Linked DNA regions of Homo sapiens: region 1 is linked to region 2. A link is an interaction called in ENCODE POLR2A ChIA-PET data of the cell type or tissue named here. Cell type or tissue: PC-3. All regions are shown on one strand. Links, peaks and the distances in the headings refer to the core of each region. The heading gives the core; the rest is flanking DNA.

Evidence for each region. Peaks named below come from ENCODE experiments on the same cell type or tissue, not always from the same donor. Only the 100,000 strongest peaks of a DNase experiment are listed, where the experiment ranks them.
Region 1: POLR2A ChIA-PET joins it to region 2 with 6 read pairs; 3 of 35 experiments call an interaction of 5 or more read pairs at or near these places.

The regions. Positions count from the first base shown.
Region 1 is chr7:13,824,914-13,829,270 of GRCh38, forward strand. No RefSeq gene overlaps it. Among named protein-coding and RNA genes, the nearest start is that of ETV1, 160 kb to the right of the region's middle. In PC-3, for the core only: no CTCF peak of the experiment used is centred there; a DNase peak (open chromatin) is centred at 2,048; H3K27ac peaks cover 2,118 bases.
Region 2 is chr7:13,978,784-13,983,140 of GRCh38, forward strand. The region is part of intron 5 of ETV1 (ETS variant transcription factor 1); the gene reads right to left. Among named protein-coding and RNA genes, the nearest start is that of ETV1, 8.7 kb to the right of the region's middle. In PC-3, for the core only: no CTCF peak of the experiment used is centred there; DNase peaks (open chromatin) are centred at 1,078 and 2,518; H3K4me3 peaks cover 689 bases; H3K27ac peaks cover 2,427 bases.

The DNA.
Region 1 (4,357 bases), core at 991-3,490, 150 kb before region 2:
TCTTACTAGTGAGGGGAGTAGTGACATTAGCAAAAACCCTCTGAGGGGAAGCAGAATGTGAAGGTATGTAGCTATGAGGCATAGGCGTTATTACGATGGACATTTACTCGTCTATTTCTAGCTTTTGTCATTCGGGCATCATTTAATTATAGGGGCTGGTGGGTTAACGTTCCACAGCTCTGTTCATAGATGGTGCATGGTATTTACAAGATGATTTCCCTGGCACTGAAAATGAAAGGGTGGCTTCTTTACTCAGGAAGATCAAAACGTATTGAGGAAGGGACATCTTCAAGTGAGTAATGGATGTCACATGAAATGTGTGAAAATATTTTGTGTAAAGTGTGTTGTGATTGCAGAACAAGAAGTAGCTAACATTGTCTCCATAGTCCATTAACAAAATAAATAAATAAATCAGGGTGTTATATGAACCTTCCGCATGTCTGCATTGTATCACAAGAATACTTTCCAATGCAGAAGACAAGAAACGGGCAGAGGAAATCAATGGTGCTTCTGTTTGAGCATGGGTCAAGTTGGGCACTAGTGGGAAATTGGAGGGCAGAGGAAGATAGAAGCCAAGGTATCTCTGTCCTTCTCTCATTTCCTTGGATAGCATCTTCAGTAGTGGGTAAGTCTCATTAACTCTGGCACAGGCCAAGCCTCCTGGCAGGTTTCTAGATTCCACATCACCTCCATACCAGGAGGTCCTCCATACTACAGAATGGCAGCACTTCCTGCTGATACTAATCTCTGGCTTACCTAAACAACCTCTGTTTGGTTCCTTTGATCTTTCATCAAGTGCACAACCCATTCTAGGCATTTAATTCCCTCTGTTTAAAATAATTTGTGATTTTTACTTTCCTATTTGACTTTGATACACTATTACGTGTATCAGACAAATAAAATTAAGAATGGAAAATGTAAACCTTGTCTAAATCTGGGATCTTCTTTGTGCAAAGAATTGAGTAGTTAGAAATTACTAATAATTATCTCATTTCTTCTTTCATGTTTGTTTTATACTTTAAGATCAGCTTTTGAGTCCAAATTACTAATGTATTTTTTGAAAAATCAATGTCAGAAATTCCAAGATTTTTTTAAAAATATAGGCTATTACACAGCAGTCAAATAATTAGGATTTAAAGGCTATGCACAACACCTAGCACAATACCAAAAAAGAAAATAAACACTATCAAATCTTTATAAACAGAAAATGCCAGTAATCCCACTTTGCTTGACCTTTCATATCTGTAATAATGGCATAATTATTCTAAGAAGAGAAACTGAATTTTATTTTTTATTCCAATGTGATAACAATAAAAGATATACTATGAAACAAAAATGTAACACCAAAATGAATAAAAATAAATAATAATTTAAAACCATAAATACCAATAATAACAACATCAAACAAATATTGATAAATTGCCATTTTGTGTTAAACATCACACTACCGTTAAACACTTAGTGAAGGCATCAACTCTCTGGGCCTCAAGTTCCTTTTGGGGAAACCGAAGAGCTTAGATCACAATAGTTTTTCCCAACCATTGATCCTCAGGTCTACCAGTTTATGTAACTGAAGATCATACTGGCCGGGCACGGTGGCTTACACCTGTAATCCCAGCACTTTGGGAGGCTGAGGCGGGCGGATCACGAGGTCAGGAGATCGAAACCATCCTGGCTAACATGGTGAAACCCTGTCTCTACTAAAAATACAAAAAATTAGCTGGGCGTGGTGGCAGGCGCCTGTAGTCCTAGCTACTCGGGAGGCTGAGGCAGGAGAATGGCGTGAACCCAGGAGGCAGAGCTTGCAGTGAGCCGAGATCGTGGCACTGCACTCCAGCCTGGGCAGCAGAGCAAGACTCCGTCTCAAGAAAAAAAAAAAACAAAGATAATATTAATTTACCTATTGCAACATCCATTACTTAAATTAAAAATCAAATAATTATGTAGGAGATGTTTGCTTTAGAACAGACATCTTTCTGTTCTAAAGTTTATGGTCCTCTGAGAAGTCAGATGAGCTGGCTCATGACTCAGTTACCGTTTCTGACTCAGTTGATAACTCCTAGCTAGTACATTAGTTTTAAACAGCACATTGCTTTTTTAAATTCTAGGTCAAACGTTGTTTAATTTATATCCATAACTGACCATTTGTTAAAGACAGGAAACACAGGGAACACTGACGTTGAAATGCAATAAGGAAACTAGGGACATAATAATATAATTTTGCAAATTTTGTTCATTTTCTCTTCATCAGATCAAAATTCTTGTGTGTATTTAGTACTTCAAAAATCCATTTGAAAAGCATAAACTAATGTAATGATTATTAAACATGGCTTTGAATCATGAGAAATAAAAAAATTAACCCGCAAACAATGTGTTATTTGCAGACATTTCAAATACCAATTTGAATCTCTTCTTATCTATGCAGTCAGAAACAAAACATGATAATCATAAAGGTAAAAGAGTCCATTTTTTTTTTAAGTACGGAGCAAGAATTCTACACATCTGGTCATAATTGAGCACTTTTTTTCATATTATAACATGCATTTTAAATGTATATTTCAATTGCTATTTATTCACAAAACCAAATATGCCATACTATTAGATTGTTTCTTTTTCAACAAATTTTGGCCTTTAAAATAAAATTAAAATTTTCTTAGAAACTGATTTTTAATGGAAAAGGTGGAAATTTATATTGTTATGTATTATTTCTGTTCTTAAGGTTGCACTTAAATATTTTATATTTTTAAATAATTCATTTACCCAAAACTATATGTATATATTTACTTACTTAAAATATATTTATTACGTGTCACCCAAAAATTACTTTAAAAATTAAAATTCTACAGACTGTGTGGAGCTATATATTGGACCGAAAGCTTTTTTTCAAGTCAAAGGCGTTTGGGACATGCTTCCCTTAGCTAATCTCCAAGACGTCATGAATCCAGTGGCTTTGATGATCCAAATTAGACTATTCTGAAAGGAATTCTGATGTCATTGTTTGGATCCTTAAATGACTAACTCAAAGAGAAAACGGAAAAAAAATTGTCTGCAAAAGAACCATTCATTAAAAATCTTATCTCTGTCTTCTACTTTCCCCTCCCTCTCTTCTCTCATCATGCCCTCTTTGTGGCTGTATGATCCAGTTTTGTACAGTCAGAAACAAAATCAGCCCTCATAAAAACATTCATGTCATCTAAAAATGTTTTTATAGAAACTTACTTTTCCCACGTTGGGAAATAAGAAGGGTTTCTGTTTGTGGCATTTGAAAGTCTGGAGTCTGGTATTTAGGATATCTATTTACTCTTTTCCCCCTTTATTTCTTTTTATTTATTTATTTATTTATTTTTGAGATGAAGTTTCACTCTTGTTGCCCAGTCTAGAGTGCAATGGCATGATCTCTGCTCATTGCAGCCTCTGCCTCCCGGGTTCAAGCGATTCTTCTGCCTCAGCCTCCCGAGTAGCTGAGATTACAGGCACCCGTCACCATGCCCAGCTAATTTTTATATTTTTAGTAGAGACAGGGTTTCATCATGGTCAGGTTGGTCTCAAGCTCCTGATCTCAGGTAATCCACCCGCCTCGGCCTCCCAAAGTGCTGGGATTACAGGCATGAGCCACCGCGCCCGGCCTTCCCCTTTTATTTCTAACTTTACAAAACAAAAAGCCTGAGTCCTTAATCATAATGGGACTGAATTTTATGGAGGATGGTCTGTATATAGATGCGAAATGTTCTTGATTTGAATGTTTACATGGAATTCATAGGTTGCATAGAAAAAAAAACAAAGACTCTCAAAAGCGGCATGTTCACTTTTCAGATTCTGGTCATTGTGTGTAAATTACAGAAAGAAGAATTCTAGTGAATGCCTACTTAACGAATTTTCTAGTTTGCAATATCAAACACCAGTTCCTGAAAATTTTTTCAATGAAAATGTCTAATTCTGTGTTTCTACCCTGAAAGTCCCTGTAGCTTGGGATCACAGTTTAAATTACTATTCTCAACATAAATTCGTCACTTTTGGAGCTGAGTGGAGACTTACTCTGTCTCCTTCTTGGAGAATAATGAAGAAAGCAGCTTTATATCAGAAATGTTGCCCAGGTAGCTGAGACTGTAGTTTGAGTTTAACAGCAGGTGTCTTGCGTTTGATAATTATTACCAGCACCTAATCTGCTACCTGTCTTTTTTAGTGACTGGAAATTAGGGCAATGGTGTTTCAAGAGACTGCTGAGAATAAAGTTAAAGCTGCACAGAGATGAATTATTCTTCTAAAACGGGCCTCTGCACAGGGTACGTTAACACTGCCTAATGAATCTCATGGTGAAATTTTGAAATGCATAAAAATACCAACACTATACAAGGGG
Region 2 (4,357 bases), core at 994-3,493:
CTTTAAAAACAGACATTTGGCTGAATAAAATTTACGTTATATTATGAAGAGCATAAGAATCTGATAATTGTGCCTGTTATAAAAACGTATGCAGTTTGACATTCAACTGTTTTCTAACAACTCTCTTCTGTACACCAATAATTAACCTTATTACCAATGCACTCTACCCCCGCTACCAAACAAAATCAAACAAATTAATAATTTTTTCAAGTTTTAACTGATACCTATTTGATCAGCCTATATTGCAAGGAGAATTTTTTTCTCTTCATATTGCTCCAATATCTGATACTGTGGGTAACAACTTCAAAGTTAGCAAACTGCAAATCTTAATTCTGTGACATGCTAGTTGTGCAACTTTGGTTAAGTTTCTGAACCTCTTAGAACTGAATTTTACTTATCAGTTTACTAGTGAAAATACAGTTTTTTGGTGAGGATTAAATGAAACAGTCTAAACGCAATGCCAGCTACTCAAGAAATGTTCCTTATTTTCTTCTTTCCAGTCCTCTACCCACCAACCCTTGTCTTTCAAGTCATCCACAAAAAAGTACATGTCATTACAACGCTCAGTTTAATATCTTTACTTCTAATGAAGTCTACTAGAGAGGCAACGAAACAGCTAAAATCTGTACATTAGCATTCTCTCAGCTATTAACACAACATATTTTTTTGACACTGCAGAAAAAAATGTTCTAAAAGATTCATAAATTACAAGGCGAAGGGTGTGCTTTCAAGTAAGTCTTCATATCAAAAAAATTACAAGTGTTTTAAATATATATTTAATAAATAACAGCAAGTACACAGATTCAAATCCTGCACATTTTTCCCATTATATCATTGTTTTGGTTTTCCCTCAGAATTAACAGCTAAACAGATATAACTATTGAGATGCAAATATATCAACCACAACAATTACTGGGCTTTTAAAAAGCCAACATTTATAAGAATCTAATAAAAATATAATATCCCTTTACAGGAAAAGTTAAAAATAGCTGGTGAGTAACAAAAGTATACTTGTAACTGAATATGATGGTATGAATGTTCTAAAGGTCTTTTGTTTGTTTTTGTAGCATCGTAAGCAGATTTGCAACTTCCTAATATATGTCACTGCAAGAGCAGCACAGACTCACTGATGGGTGTGTGATGTGTGCTGGAATATGTGTGAGGAAAAAAGGGCCAAATTTTAGGAGTAGAATAATCTAGAAGTTATACCTCGCAAATATACAGAAAATAGCTGCACGATAACAATCTGTAAAGAGTAAGAATAAGAATTCCTATTTCTGTTCTAACTCCTTAACATACTGAATAAATACTTCACACTTATTCCTGAACATATTACAGAATTTTAACAAAAAACATATGACTCACATTTTCACAGAAGCTAATCTTAAGAAACTGAATAGACCAAACGAAGCAGCATGCTACTTAAATAGACAAAGGCTTAAGTATACCTCTAATTTCAAGTTAGAGTAAACGGAAAGCAGTTAACTAAAAACACAAGTTGGATCTAGGCAAGGAAAATATGACAAAGTATTGCCACACTTGTATCATACATTTCCTTTTTTCTTCAATTCAGGGGAATACTGTGAAGGAGCAAACTGCAGCTGCCTGAAAACTTGCAGCAAGCCATACCAACTCCAAAGTTGAAAATTAACAATAGAGGTCAGCCTAAAAAAGCAATGTTTTTTCCACTACTATCTATTATAAACTGTGCTGGATATAATCACCTTTGGGGAATGAAAATGTTTCCCCACACTATGTAATTAAAGACGAAGGGGAAGAGGAGGAAAGGAGAAGGGGAGAAAGTATATACCAAAAGACCAATAAAATGCTTTCAAGGAGATTAAGCATGTGGATTTTATTGGTAATAGCTGGAGCGGCTCTATCAGTTCATTGCACGTTAATAGACCAGTTGCCATCAAGTCTCAGGATGTCGGCTTTAAAAGGGCAGTATCTGCACTCTCAGCTATTTGTTTTACCTAGATTATTATCCAAAGTTGTTTTACTGTTTTCTGTCTTTTTGCTACGTATCAATGCATATTATCAGAAAGAAATTCATAAAAATATTAATCATGACCTATATGTCACAAACTCACCAATTCTCCTTTTTAATTTTAATACTTTTCTTAACTAATATTGCCTTAGAGATGGGTAATTTTAAATATAGCTTGCCTTTATGTTATGCTTATTTTTAACTTTCAAATGAAATAATAATCATTACTTAAGAAAAAGTAAGCGATGAAAAAGTTTCCAAGGTTGGCTGCAGGGAAGCGAAAACCCTCCTATTCTTACAAACTATGTGCCTGTTGGGTTTTTTTTTAAAGCTAAGGAAAAAGTGGAAGAATTACAAATAAAACAAACGTCAAGTATAAAAGGGGTTAATATTTAATTAAAACCAGTTCTATCCACTGTAACAATGACCTGGAGCCAAACAAGGCGGAAGATGTATGAGTCATTCTTTCTGCCCGTGAATGAGACAGCTGATCTCCTCAGCAATTCCTCAAGACAAGCAGGCAGAACTGGAGTTCTGCCTCCATTCACAAAAACACAGTCCAGCATATGAGCCATGTGGCCCAACCACAATCTTTTCATGTCACACCCTTCCAGGGAGCTAAAGCAAGTAAACTTGGACTTGCAATATAAACACACCAATTTTATTGCTCTGTCTCAGAGCTCAGATCCATTAAAGGAACACATTTAAATAAATGACGTTTACAAAGTTACATACATACATACATACATACATACATACATATATATATATACACACACACAAATACATACATGCATCCTGCTTTACAGAGTAACTTGTTACAGAAACTTGCATGTATAAAACTAAGGAAGAAAAAAGGAAAAGACAGAAAGATGCAAAGAAGGTTTCAAGAAAGGGAAAAGAAAAACCATTACGGAAATGCCTTATTTTTCTTTTCTATTATCCAACTATTTTTATCATAAGAATACTGTAGATTGTTTGCTGAACTTTGTAGCATTTCTCTTTGAATCAAAGAGTTAGAAACAAATTTCTCATGAGAAATTTAAATTTTATTTCAAATAAGAAGTAAAAAAAGAAAAATCCACCTTCCTACAGTGGTATGCTGTTTAATCCTAAATTGAAGCTACAGGCCATGGAACAAAATAATCATGAGTCCACTAAGCTTGGTTTTATACCACATCCACTTTTAACATTAAAATGATTGTACAAATGTAAAAGCATTAATTATGCAGAAGTATAAACATATTTAAACATACAAAAAGGAGGCAACTTTCCAATGACAAAACACCTTTAATACTTGATCAAGGCATTATTTCCATATTTCTATATTCTTACTGTAACAGTAAAGTTTTAGTCGTTGTGTCAAATCAGCTTCAATTCCTAACTAAAACTGACCTGCAGTAACTTGAAAACTTAAGGGAAGCTCAGAGCCAACTAGCCGTTGTTTCTAGCCAAATATTTTCTCTAATGCTACAGAGGTCTGACTCTATTATTATTTTTTATTATAACATTATACACAAATCAAAGGGAATAAAGTTATACTACAAAATGTAACAAACTGCACATTTCCTATAACTGAAATAGAAAAGCTTAGCAATATTTTATTTATTAGGATCCTCTGGAAAAACTACACTATACTACACCAAATCCTATTTTTCTATTTTTAAAAAAAATTTCTATTTTGTAAATAAAACATGGATGAAAAAACATTTATGCAATTCCAATGAATGTTTAGAAATAAAATATACTTTATCTGCTGTCTTTAAGTCAAACTCAAATGGGAAGTCTTTCTCTCATATTTTAGATTATTTTCTAGCACATCAAAAAGAGGGGTGATAGCCCATCCTCTCCCCGCCCACACACACATGAAATTATTGTTGTTCAATTATAAGAGATTATATGGAGTTCTGTAATTCAATGCTTAATTCTAAATTCATGTTTTATGTAAACCACATAAAATAATGTCGTTTTTAAAGCCTTTAATCCTTATTGCACCAAGTGGGGGAAAATAATTCATGAGCACATAACCAATTTTATGTTCCATTAAAAAAAAGTAGGATTTCTGAAAAATAAAAATGAGTGTATTATGACTACTGTATATTGTGGATGACATTACACATAGTAAGTAACAATAGCACATATTACTTATGATTTTGAATATAAATTTACCATCAGCCATTAAAGCGAATTGAGGGGAAAGTAATGACATCTCTGCTTTTAAGTTGACCTGACTGTTGTTTGAAGGTCACATAAAACCAAAAGGAAAAAACCCTTATTCGTATGATGTAATAAGCTTTGCTGTAGAAAGGTTGTTCTTGCAGATAAAACTCCTACTCGAAGTGTGGAGGCAGCACTAAACTTGACTCA